Linked DNA regions of Homo sapiens: region 2 is linked to region 1. A link is an interaction called in ENCODE POLR2A ChIA-PET data of the cell type or tissue named here. Cell type or tissue: PC-9. All regions are shown on one strand.

Evidence for each region. Peaks named below come from ENCODE experiments on the same cell type or tissue, not always from the same donor. Only the 100,000 strongest peaks of a DNase experiment are listed, where the experiment ranks them.
Region 2: POLR2A ChIA-PET joins it to region 1 with 10 read pairs; 2 of 35 experiments call an interaction of 5 or more read pairs at or near these places.

Annotation. Positions count from the first base shown.
Region 1 is chr4:8,448,827-8,453,826 of GRCh38, forward strand. TRMT44 (tRNA methyltransferase 44 homolog) reads left to right here. Exons shown (of 11, transcript NM_152544.3): 3 at 843-1,062; 4 at 3,134-3,202; 5 at 4,056-4,163. Among named protein-coding and RNA genes, the nearest start is that of TRMT44, 11 kb to the left of the region's middle. In PC-9, no CTCF peak of the experiment used is centred here; a DNase peak (open chromatin) is centred at 2,875; H3K27ac peaks cover 1,259 bases.
Region 2 is chr4:8,180,781-8,185,780 of GRCh38, forward strand. It overlaps a transcript of SH3TC1 not described here. Among named protein-coding and RNA genes, the nearest start is that of SH3TC1, 16 kb to the right of the region's middle. In PC-9, no CTCF peak of the experiment used is centred here; a DNase peak (open chromatin) is centred at 2,801; H3K4me3 peaks cover 257 bases; H3K27ac peaks cover 1,571 bases.

The DNA of each region.
Region 1 (5,000 bases):
TGCTGCTGCCGCGCCCTCAGCACACTTGTGAGGCCCTCCGGCTCTGCCCCGCTCACCCAGTGGCTGGGATCTGCTTGTTCTTAGGAATGTCCGTTGAATGTCACTTTTATCGTAGCTTTCTCTCATCTGCCCAGCAAACTTAATGCCCTCCCCTTCCCTGTGCTGCCCCAAACGCAGCCCTTGGACAGTGTATTGTTATCTGGGTTTGTATCTGTCCCGCCAGTCCTCCCAAGGATTGTGAGCTTTTCCTCATTTATTGAATGCATCCATGAACAGTGCCTGCTATGTGTCAGCACTGCTGGGACCTGGGGGCGGAGCAGTGAGCAAGACAGACAGAAGCCCCCCACTGTCATGAACCTTCTGATGGCAGAAGACATGTGAAAGACAAAATAAGCCGGCAAAATGCACAGCAGCCTTTATCTCTGTGGCTGAGCACTTCGCCTTCTGGCAAGTAGCTATTCGGTGAGCCAGTATACTCATTTGAGTTGCACCTGTGAAAATGGTAAAGAATAGAAATGTTAGGAAAATCCTTGGACGCTTAGACTCTGGCTCCTTGTGCATGAAGCAGCAGGAGAGAGGCCTTTATTTGTTCAGCCGCCTCAGGGGCTTCGCAGTGTGTAAATATATCCTTAACAAAGTTTGCAAGAAAAGAGGGATTCTCTGTGCTTTTTACATGTTTTTCTCTATTAGATGAAAGTTCTGTAACTAGTTCTAGTTCGTTTTATGTTTTTGGTAATATAGATGTCTTAGCTTCTGTTTTCTTCATTAGGTAAATAAATAGATAATTTTAAAATAAGAATTGAACATATCTGTGCTTATTCATATTTCTCTTATTTTTAAAGGTTCATATCTGTTTTAATTTTCTGTCCAGAAAGATGGCATTCAGATGGAATCGTGTATCCCAAACCCACGTGGCTTGGAGAAGAGTTGCTGGCCAAGTTGGCCAAGTGGTCTGTAGAGAACAAGAAGAGTGACTTTAAAAGCACCCTTTCCCTCATCTCCATTATGAAGTATAGCAAGGCTTACCAGGAACTTAAAGAGAAGTATAAGGAAATGGTTAAGGTAATTCTGGTGGAGAATATCTGATTTTTCCCCCTTCATGATTTTCTTTTCTTTTCTTTTCTTTTTTTTTTTTTTTTTTTTTTTTTGCGACAGTCTTGTTCTGTCACCCCCCCAAAAAAAAGGGCCAGAGTGAAGTGGTGTGATCTTGGCTCACTGCAACCTCTGCCTCCCGGGTTCAAGAGATTCTCCTGCCTCAGCCTCTGGACTAGCTGGGACTACAGGAACATGCCACCACGCCTGGCTAATTTTTTGTATTTTTATTAGAGATGAGGTTTCACCATGTTGCCCAGACTGGTCTTGGCCTCCCAAAGTGCTAAGATTACAGGTGTGAGCCACCGTGTCCAGCTCACCCTTAATTTACATGAGGTAAAATAATCAAACTCTTCCAGGTAAAATTGTTTTTCCTGTTGCAGGCTGTACTTTGACATACTTAGGGGTGCACACAACAAAAACATAGACAGATATATAATGGAAAAGGATTGATCTTTACTTGTATATTATTTGTTTTCAAGAGACCTAAAGGGAAATATTTAATTGAAAAGTAATGGAACCTTGAAAAAAAAAATGGCTAAATTACCATAATTCTTTGTATAAACTTAAATATATTTTAAGAAAATATGTGAAAAGTTAAAATACAAAAGAGCAGTTCCCAAAAGGAGATACATTTCATAATAACATGTGCTTAAACTTTCTATCTAAGATGTAAAAACAGTATAACAAGAAACATCTGTGTTGCGGGAAGTCAGGGACCCCGAATTGGGGGCGGGTTCCCCCAATACATCTGTGTGTTTATGCCCAGCTTAAGGCAGAAGGCATTGCTGGTAGAGTCAAAGCTACTTACTATTCTTCCTAGTTCCCATCTTCCTCCCCGTCCTAGGAGTAACCACAATTTGTCATTTCCATGTTTTTTTTTTTTTTTTTTTTTTTGAGACAGGCTCTCACTCTGTCGCCTAGGCTGGGGTGCAGTGGTGCAATCTTGGCTCACTGGAGACTCAACCTCCCGGGCTCAAGCGATTCTCCCTAGTAGCTGGGACCACAGGCAGATGCTACCATGCCTGGCTAATTTTTTGTATTTTTTGTAGAGACAAAGTTTTGCCATGTTTCCCAGGGCTCAAGTGTTCTGCCTGCTTTGGCCTCCTAAAGTGCTTGGATTACAGGCTTGAGCCACTGCCCGGCTTCCATGTATTTTTTTAATCAGTCACGTCTTGCTCTGTAACAAAAGCACCCCAAAGGTCACAGGCTTAAAGCTGTGACCTTTCATTATTGCTGAAGCACCTGTGGGTCCCCGGGGTTGGCTGACTGAGGCTGGGCTCCCTCCCACATCCTGGCCTCGTGGTCCTTTGCCATCTTGTTAGCTATTTGGTACCGTCCAGAAGGTACTTTTTATGTTTTTCCAGCTTTTGAAATTGTTTCTAGTGGGATGGTTCATCTGTATTGTCTAAGGCGCTGTGACTGGAAATAGAAATTTCAACTTTTAACATTGGCCATTGGTTTTTCCTGTTTTGCCTAATGCCAGTTCTGAACATGACTAATTTTAATAATGAGAGCTCATGTTTGCACAGCTAGTGCTTTACAGTTTTCAGAGCACCTTGATTATCCTGTGTGTTAGTTGAGGCATGGCTTTATCCCTGTTTGACAGGTAGGGCGACAGCAGCCACTGATGGACCAGGGGCTGGAGCACTGGTCTCCTAGTTTGTGGCTCGCGGCTCTCCCTGCCCTAGTTTCACTCCCACGCCTAGTTTCCTTGTTTGTTGCCCTTATCTGCATAGACAATGAGCACAGTGTAGCTAAGTGTTTCCTCTGTGTCCACTGCCTCAGCTAAATGCCTTAGGTACATTCTGTTGATTGTGAAATCTTGCTTTGGATTGGATTGTTCTTGGCATGCCTTGTTTCTTTATGTAAATCTTTTATTGTAAGAAACCAGTTGTGAATTCCTGCCTTTGAGCTTATGTTTCCTATTTTAGTGTACGATTAGTCCAGTTTGATTTATGCTTTATAGGGATACTTAAAGTATTGGGAAATGGTGGTGGGGAAACCGAACAATTTATGTTTGCTCTTGAAACTGTTTTAGGTGTGGCCTGAAGTCACTGATCCTGAGAAGTTCGTGTATGAAGATGTGGCTATCGCAGCATACCTGCTGGTAAGGGTGTAAGCGACCTCAGCTTCTCTGGAGTGGGTGGAGTTTGCTACAGGCAGATGTTCCCTGTAGTGAAGGACATTTTCCAAATCCATAACTGCCGGTGCTCACAATTCTGCTGGCCAAGGTTGGTTTCTCGTGTAATGGTTTGACTTCATGTGGTCCTTTTGATGCGTATACAACAAGTTTGGGTTGAAACTTGACCTCGGGTTCCAACTTGACCTGCAGGCGGAACTGTACGTCCACACTCAGCAGTCATCGTGGAGGCACCGGCTGGCACAGGGAAGCACTGAGGAACACGTGTCTTCCGGCCCTGGCCTAGAACCTTCTAGCCCTTTCCTCAGCTGGCTCGCTAGCTGGCTACATTTGGACATGCCCTCTGATTTAATCATCTTGGTTTACTTATCTATAAGAATGTTTAGAGTAGGCTGGGTTTGGTGGCTCAAGCCTGTAATTCCCAGCACTTCGGGAGGCCGAGGCGGGCAGATCACTTGAGGTCAGGAGTTTGAGACCAGCCTGGCCAACATGGTGAAACCCTGTCTCTACTAAAAATACAAAATTAGCCAGGCGTGGTGGCAGGAGCCCATAGTTCCAGCTACTGGGGAGGCTGAGGCAGGAGAATTGCTTGAACCCAGGAGGCGGAGGTTGCAGTGACCAGAGATTGCATCATTGCACTCTAGCCTGGGCGGCAAGAGCAACACTCCATCTCAAAAAAAGAAAAAAAAAAAAGAATGTTTAGTGTAGATGATTTCAAGTTTCCTTTCACTCAGAGTTTTCTTTGACCAGTTTGTGTCTAAATTATTCTTGCGTAGAGTGAATTACCACCTGACTTTGTTTTGTTTTTCTCTTCACTTAGATTCTATGGGAAGAAGAAAGGGCTGAGAGGAGACTAACTGCCAGGCAGTCCTTTGTGGACCTGGGATGTGGAAATGGCCTCCTGGTCCACATCCTGAGCAGTGAGGGGGTAAGGCCCGGCTCCATCACCTTTTCTGGTAACTTGTCCAGAGTTTCCTCAAGTCAGGCACAGGGTTCACTGACATCTTTTTCTGCTGATACAGCCTGGATTTGGAGTCAGCCAGCTATCAGAGTAGGTAGAGACTTATAAATTTCTGTTAATCTGATAAACAAACAGCTCCTAAAACAAGGGAAACGTGGTGATCTCATTGGACCTAAGAGGAAGTCCCCGGGCCCCGGCATGGACCTATAAAATGACAGGCTTTGGGTAGCATGGATGTTTTTTTGCTGTCAGATTTTTCTTTTGAAACCCACCATCTCAAGGAGCTGGAGGGAGATAAAAAGCAAGGCAGGTTCTGCACTTGAGAAGCTTCAGGCCAGGCACGGGGCTCACGCCTGCAATCCTAACACTTGGGTGGCCGAGGCGGGTGGATCACTTGAGCCCGGGAGTTTGAGACCAGCCTGGGCAACATAGTGAAACCCCATCTCTGCAAAAAAAAGAAAAACAAATAAGAGAAGCTTCAGTTCTGGCTCGGACGGCCAGTCATGTATACACAGACAACAGTATGGAACAGTGTGGTGTGTGGTACTGGGTTTTGCCCTTATTTTCTGGATGTTCAGCTGATGCAGTGAAAGCACTCTTGGGCTGAGAGCGGCACCTGCCCAGGTAGCACGGTCAGTAGGGGTGGGTGTCTTGTGCCTGGAACTTCCTGCCAGCAACTTATACCCCTCCTGGTGCGTCCAGCGCGTCAGGTGCCATTACCCCATGATATGATGGCCAGCTTAGCCACTTCCTGCTAGGGGGCAACAGCTGGAACCTGCAGCCCAATATTGATGGTTCCAAACT
Region 2 (5,000 bases), 270 kb before region 1:
GTATGTGTATGTGTGTAGGTATGTGCACATGTGTGTATGTGTATATGTGTGTGCATGCATGTATGTGTATGTATATGTGCACATGTATCTGTGTGTCCATGTGTCTGTGTGCACATGTGTATGTGTATATATGTGTGTGAGTGCACTTGTGTTTATGTGTATGTGTGTGCTTGTATGTGTATGCATGTGTGCATGTGTCTCTGTGTGTACATATGTCTCTGTGTGTATGTGTATACGTGTGTGTGTGAGTGCACCTGTGTGTATGTGTATATGGGTATATGTATGTGCACACGTGTGTGTATGTGTGCATATGTGTGTGCGTGCATGTATGTGTATGCATGTGCGCACATGTGTGTCTGTGTGTGTGTGTCTCTGTGTGTAGGTCATTGTTTTAAGCCCTGAATGTTGATTAACTCGTTTATTCCTCATAAATACCCGATGAAGTAGGCCAACTACCTATTGTTCTTCCAGCACAAACACCAGGAAAGGGAGGCACAGAGAGGTTAAGAAACTTGCCCTGTGTCACACAGCCAGTCACAAAGGCGGTGCCCAGCTCCTGGGGGTTCAGGGTGCCTGTGTCTGTCAAGGCCCCTGGTGAGCATCTGAAGGTAAGAGTGCTGTTTGGAACAGAGGTTCCCAGAGTCACCTGATGACAAGCATCGCTTAGGAGCTTGTTAAAAATCCAGATTTCTGGGCCCCACTCTGGGAGATCCTGATACAGGGGGTCCCGAGTCAAGAATCTGAATCTTTAAGGACATCCCAGGTGACTCTATCTTGAGCGAGTTTGGGGACCAGTCCCTCTGGGCACCACATGAGAGGTCCTGCCCATCTTTGCTGGCCTTGCACTGGGCCCTATGGCACAAAATAGGTGCTCAGTAAATGTTTACTGGACTCCCAGCTAGCTGCCGTGACGGCCCAGCTGCAGAAACCGGCTTGGGTGAGACTGGTTCTCCTCATCCCAGCAGAGCAGGGCCTGGAATCTGTTCCTAGGGCCCAGCCTCTCTCCTCTCTGAGCAGGGAACAGGGAGGTGGTCTGAAACCCCCAAAGCCCTGGGCAGACTGGACCGGCCCAGGAGCGCCTCAGCCAAGCTCCCTGCGGTGGCTCCTCCCCACCCTGCTTGGGAATTCTGGCCCAGGAGAGCTAACAGTTCTGACAGCTGATAAGGAGGAGGAAGGTCAGGGAGGAGAAAGCCCTTCCCAGGGTGGGGTGGGGCAGGCAGGCCACAGCAGCACAGCCAATGACCCAGGCCGGCCGCCCAGGTCATCTGATTGGAGCCCAGAGGCCAGGCTCACTAAAAATGTGCACCTTCTTGCCTGGACAGGGTGCTGGGCTGTGTGGCTGTCCTGAGGAACTGTGATAGCAACAGCTGTGGCCCTGCAGCAGGTGGTGGGCCCGGGATCCAGCCTCCCCTCTTCCCTTCCCTGGCAGGGTAAGTTCCAGAGCATTTTGCTGGGTCTGCGCTTGGAAAGCCCTCCCTGCCGAGGCTAAAGCCCTCAGCCCCATGCTCAGTGTCACCTGTCGAGACAGGTGAGGCCGGAGAGGGTTTTCATGGGGAGGGTGCACCCAAAACTCGAAACTCACCTGGCCAGAAGCAGCAGGGCGGGTGCTGCCTCGAATGGGGTTTCAGGCGAAGGGCCAGCCTGGTGTTCCCATGTATGAGAAATGGGCCAATAGCCTGATGGGTGGAGCTGGATGCTGTCAGGGTGGCAGGATGAGGTGGGAGTGCTGTCTCCCCAGGATCCCGACGACTGGGCGGGCAGGGTGCCTGGTGGAAAGGTGAGGTGCCAAGAGGCTGTGGCCAGGGGTTCTGATCCCAGCTTGCCACTGAGTGATTCCACCCTCCGTGCCTCAGTTTCCCCATCTGTAAGATGAGGCATTGGTGTTGGTGCCCAGGGCAGTGTCCGCATGTGGCCAGCAGCCATAGTTGATGGAAACAGTGCAATGCTGGTGACCCTGGAGGACGCAGGAGCCCTGGGCGGGCCCAGAGTCAGTCTTCCCCTGCACCCTGTGTCTTTCATGCTGCCCCTGCCCTCCTGCTACACCAGTGCCAGGGGTCTCAGAGGGGTTCCAGTGGCTCTCTGCATCTCCGAAGCCTCAGTCCCCCTCATGGGGCCAGGGTTCCCACCTGCCACTGGGGATGAGACCGCCTTCTCTCAGGGCTGGACTTGGGAGTGGGTTTTGAAGGAGGCAGGGACTGGACGCAGAGGCTGTTGGGGCAGTGGGGAGGCGCAGGGGCCTGACCCAGAGGAGGGCAGAGGAGAGGCTGCCCTGGGGGTGAGGGGGATCCATGGCCCCTGGCAAGGGGTGGGGCCTCTGTGAGCCTCAGTTTCTCAGCATGCCATCCGCCTGGCGACCTTGCCTCCCTCTCCCGCTGGGGCTATAGAATGGTCTGGAGCCCTCTGTGGCAGCAGCAGCCCCAGGCGAGTTCTGTTCACTACGAAGGAGCCCGTCCTCATCCTCCCCCTCGTTTACAGAGGAAGGCCGGCGCTCAAGGTGGCAGGACTGGCTGAGGACCACGGCAGGTCACGCCTGGGGCTAGGATGCCCTTCCAAAGCCCTGCCTCGGTTTCCTGGTGCTGTGGGAACAATGACCAGAAACCGGCCCTGCCCCACGCATCTCTGTGATTAACTCACTCCCTGTACAGTAGAGGGAGGCGTGGCCCAGGGAGGCTCCCGGGCTGGCCTGAGGCCCATGGCAAGCAGCCCCACCCAAGCAGGCGGCTCCAGGCTTGGCTGGGATCCCGCAGTGACGCTTGGGTGTCTTTGGGCCTTAAAAGTTCATCAAACTTGTTCCACCCTACAGGGACTTTTTGTTTGTTTTTCTTTTAATAGACTGAATTCTTTGGAATCCTCTTAGATTTACAAAACAGTCAGGAAGACAGTTCAGAGAGTTCTCGTAAAACCCCACCCAGCGGCCTCTATGATTAGCATCTCACCTTGGTATGGTACATTTGTCATAACTAATGAGCCAATACCACCAATGCCTGATTACCAGCTGCAGCCCACACCTGACTCAGATTTCCTTCGTCTTTACCTAACGCCTTCGCCTGCCCCGGGATCCCACCCAGGACCCCACTTTGTATTTAGTCCTCCTATGCAAGTCCATGGTGGTGGGCATTCACCACCATGCCCAACTAATTTTTGTATTTTTAGTAGATACGGGGTTTCACCATGTTGGCCAGGCTGGTCTCGAACTCCTGACCTCATGATCCGCCCACCTCAGCCTCCCAAAGTGCTGTATTACAGGCATGAGCCACTGCGCCTGGCCGTGTGTCTTTTCTTTTAGGCCCTCTCAGCTGACAGAGCATGAAGGCATATATGTGTACACCAACCATGTATATATGCATGTCTCTAAGTATGCCTAGATGCAATATCTGTATCTCTATTAGGTTAAATGTGAGTTCATACTGACGTCTCCAACTCAAATCCATTATTACTAAGTGGATTCCAGCTCTGCCCCACCAGCAATCTGTAACCGCCCACTCCAACATTGAGACACCTGGCTTTCACCATTAGCCATCCATTGACTTAACAGTTCTGTTCCAGTCTACATGTACGGAAGTATCAGAATGGCTGACCCATACCCCTGTGGGAGGCAACTTTATTCATTAATTTTTTGAGACAGGCTGTTGCTCTGTGCCCCGGCTGGAGTGCAGTGGTGTGAGCATGGCTCACTGCAGCCTCGACCTCCCTGGCTCAAATAATCCTCCTGGCTTAGTCTCCTGAGTAGCTGGGACTACAGGCACATGCCACCACACCCAGCTAATTTTTTATTTTTTCTAGAGACAGGGTCTCATCATGTTGCTCAGGCTGGTCTCGAACCCCTGGGCTCACGTGATCCTCCCGCCTCAGCCTCCCAAAGTACTGGGATTACAGGTATGAGCCACTGTGGCCGGCTGGAAAGCAACTTTATCAGCCAGAGTGGAATGCATCTGTGGGGCTCCTTTTGCCTTCAGTTTCACAGACTTAGTGGAACTTTCTTCCTCTCACTTCAGTGAGATTGTCGTATACATTTGTGATACAGTTATTAATTGTTTTGTCAATCTCACGAGATTGTCGTATACATTTGTGATACAGTTAATTCTTTTGTCAATCTCATGAGATTGTCGTATACATTTGTGATACAGTTAATTGTTTTGTCAATCTCATGAGATTGTCGTATACATTTGTGATACAGTTAATTGTTTTGTCACATTTCACATTCATCCTGGGAGTCCCCTGTCTGCCTAGGTTTGTTCTTTTTTTTTTTTTTCTTTAAAATATGATTTGCGTACATAGGGTGCGGTGGCTCACACCTGTAATCCTAGCACTTTGGGAGGCTGAGGCGGGTGGATCACTTGAGGTCAGGAGTTCGACACCAGTCTGACCAACATGATCAAACCCCATCTCTACTAAAAATACAAAAATTAGCCAGGAGTGTTTGCGGGTGCCTGTAGTCGCAGCTACTCAGGAGGCTGAAGCAGGAGAATCACTTGAACCCGGGATGCGGAGGTTGTGGGGAGCCGAGATTGAGCAGTTACACTACAGCCTGGGCAACAAGAGCGAAACTCCGTCTCAAAAAAAACAAAAAAAGCGCACACATTAAGGCTCCCTGTGCTGTAAAGTTCAATGTCTTTTGGGAAATGGAGTCATGTATCTGTCATCACAGCATCATCCAGAATAGTTTCAGCACCGAGAACTCCCCTGTGGCTCACCGACTCAGCTCCCCACTGTTGCCAATGCATTCATCCTCCTGCGGTTTCTTTTCACAAGTGCAAACAGATGCGAACGCATCCTAACCCCACTTTCAGACAGAAAATGGAGCAGACACTCTGAAGCTTGCTTTTTTCTGCTTAATACGTCTCAGGGATCTTTCCTTGTTGGCACTCAGAGAAAGCCTTGCTTCTGTATCACAGCTGCTGGCTACCTGTTGTGTGGCTGCAGTGTGGTTTATCGGACACCCAGGTTACCTCCAAGGCATTGCTGTTAGAAATAAGCTGTATGGACAACCACGTACCCTG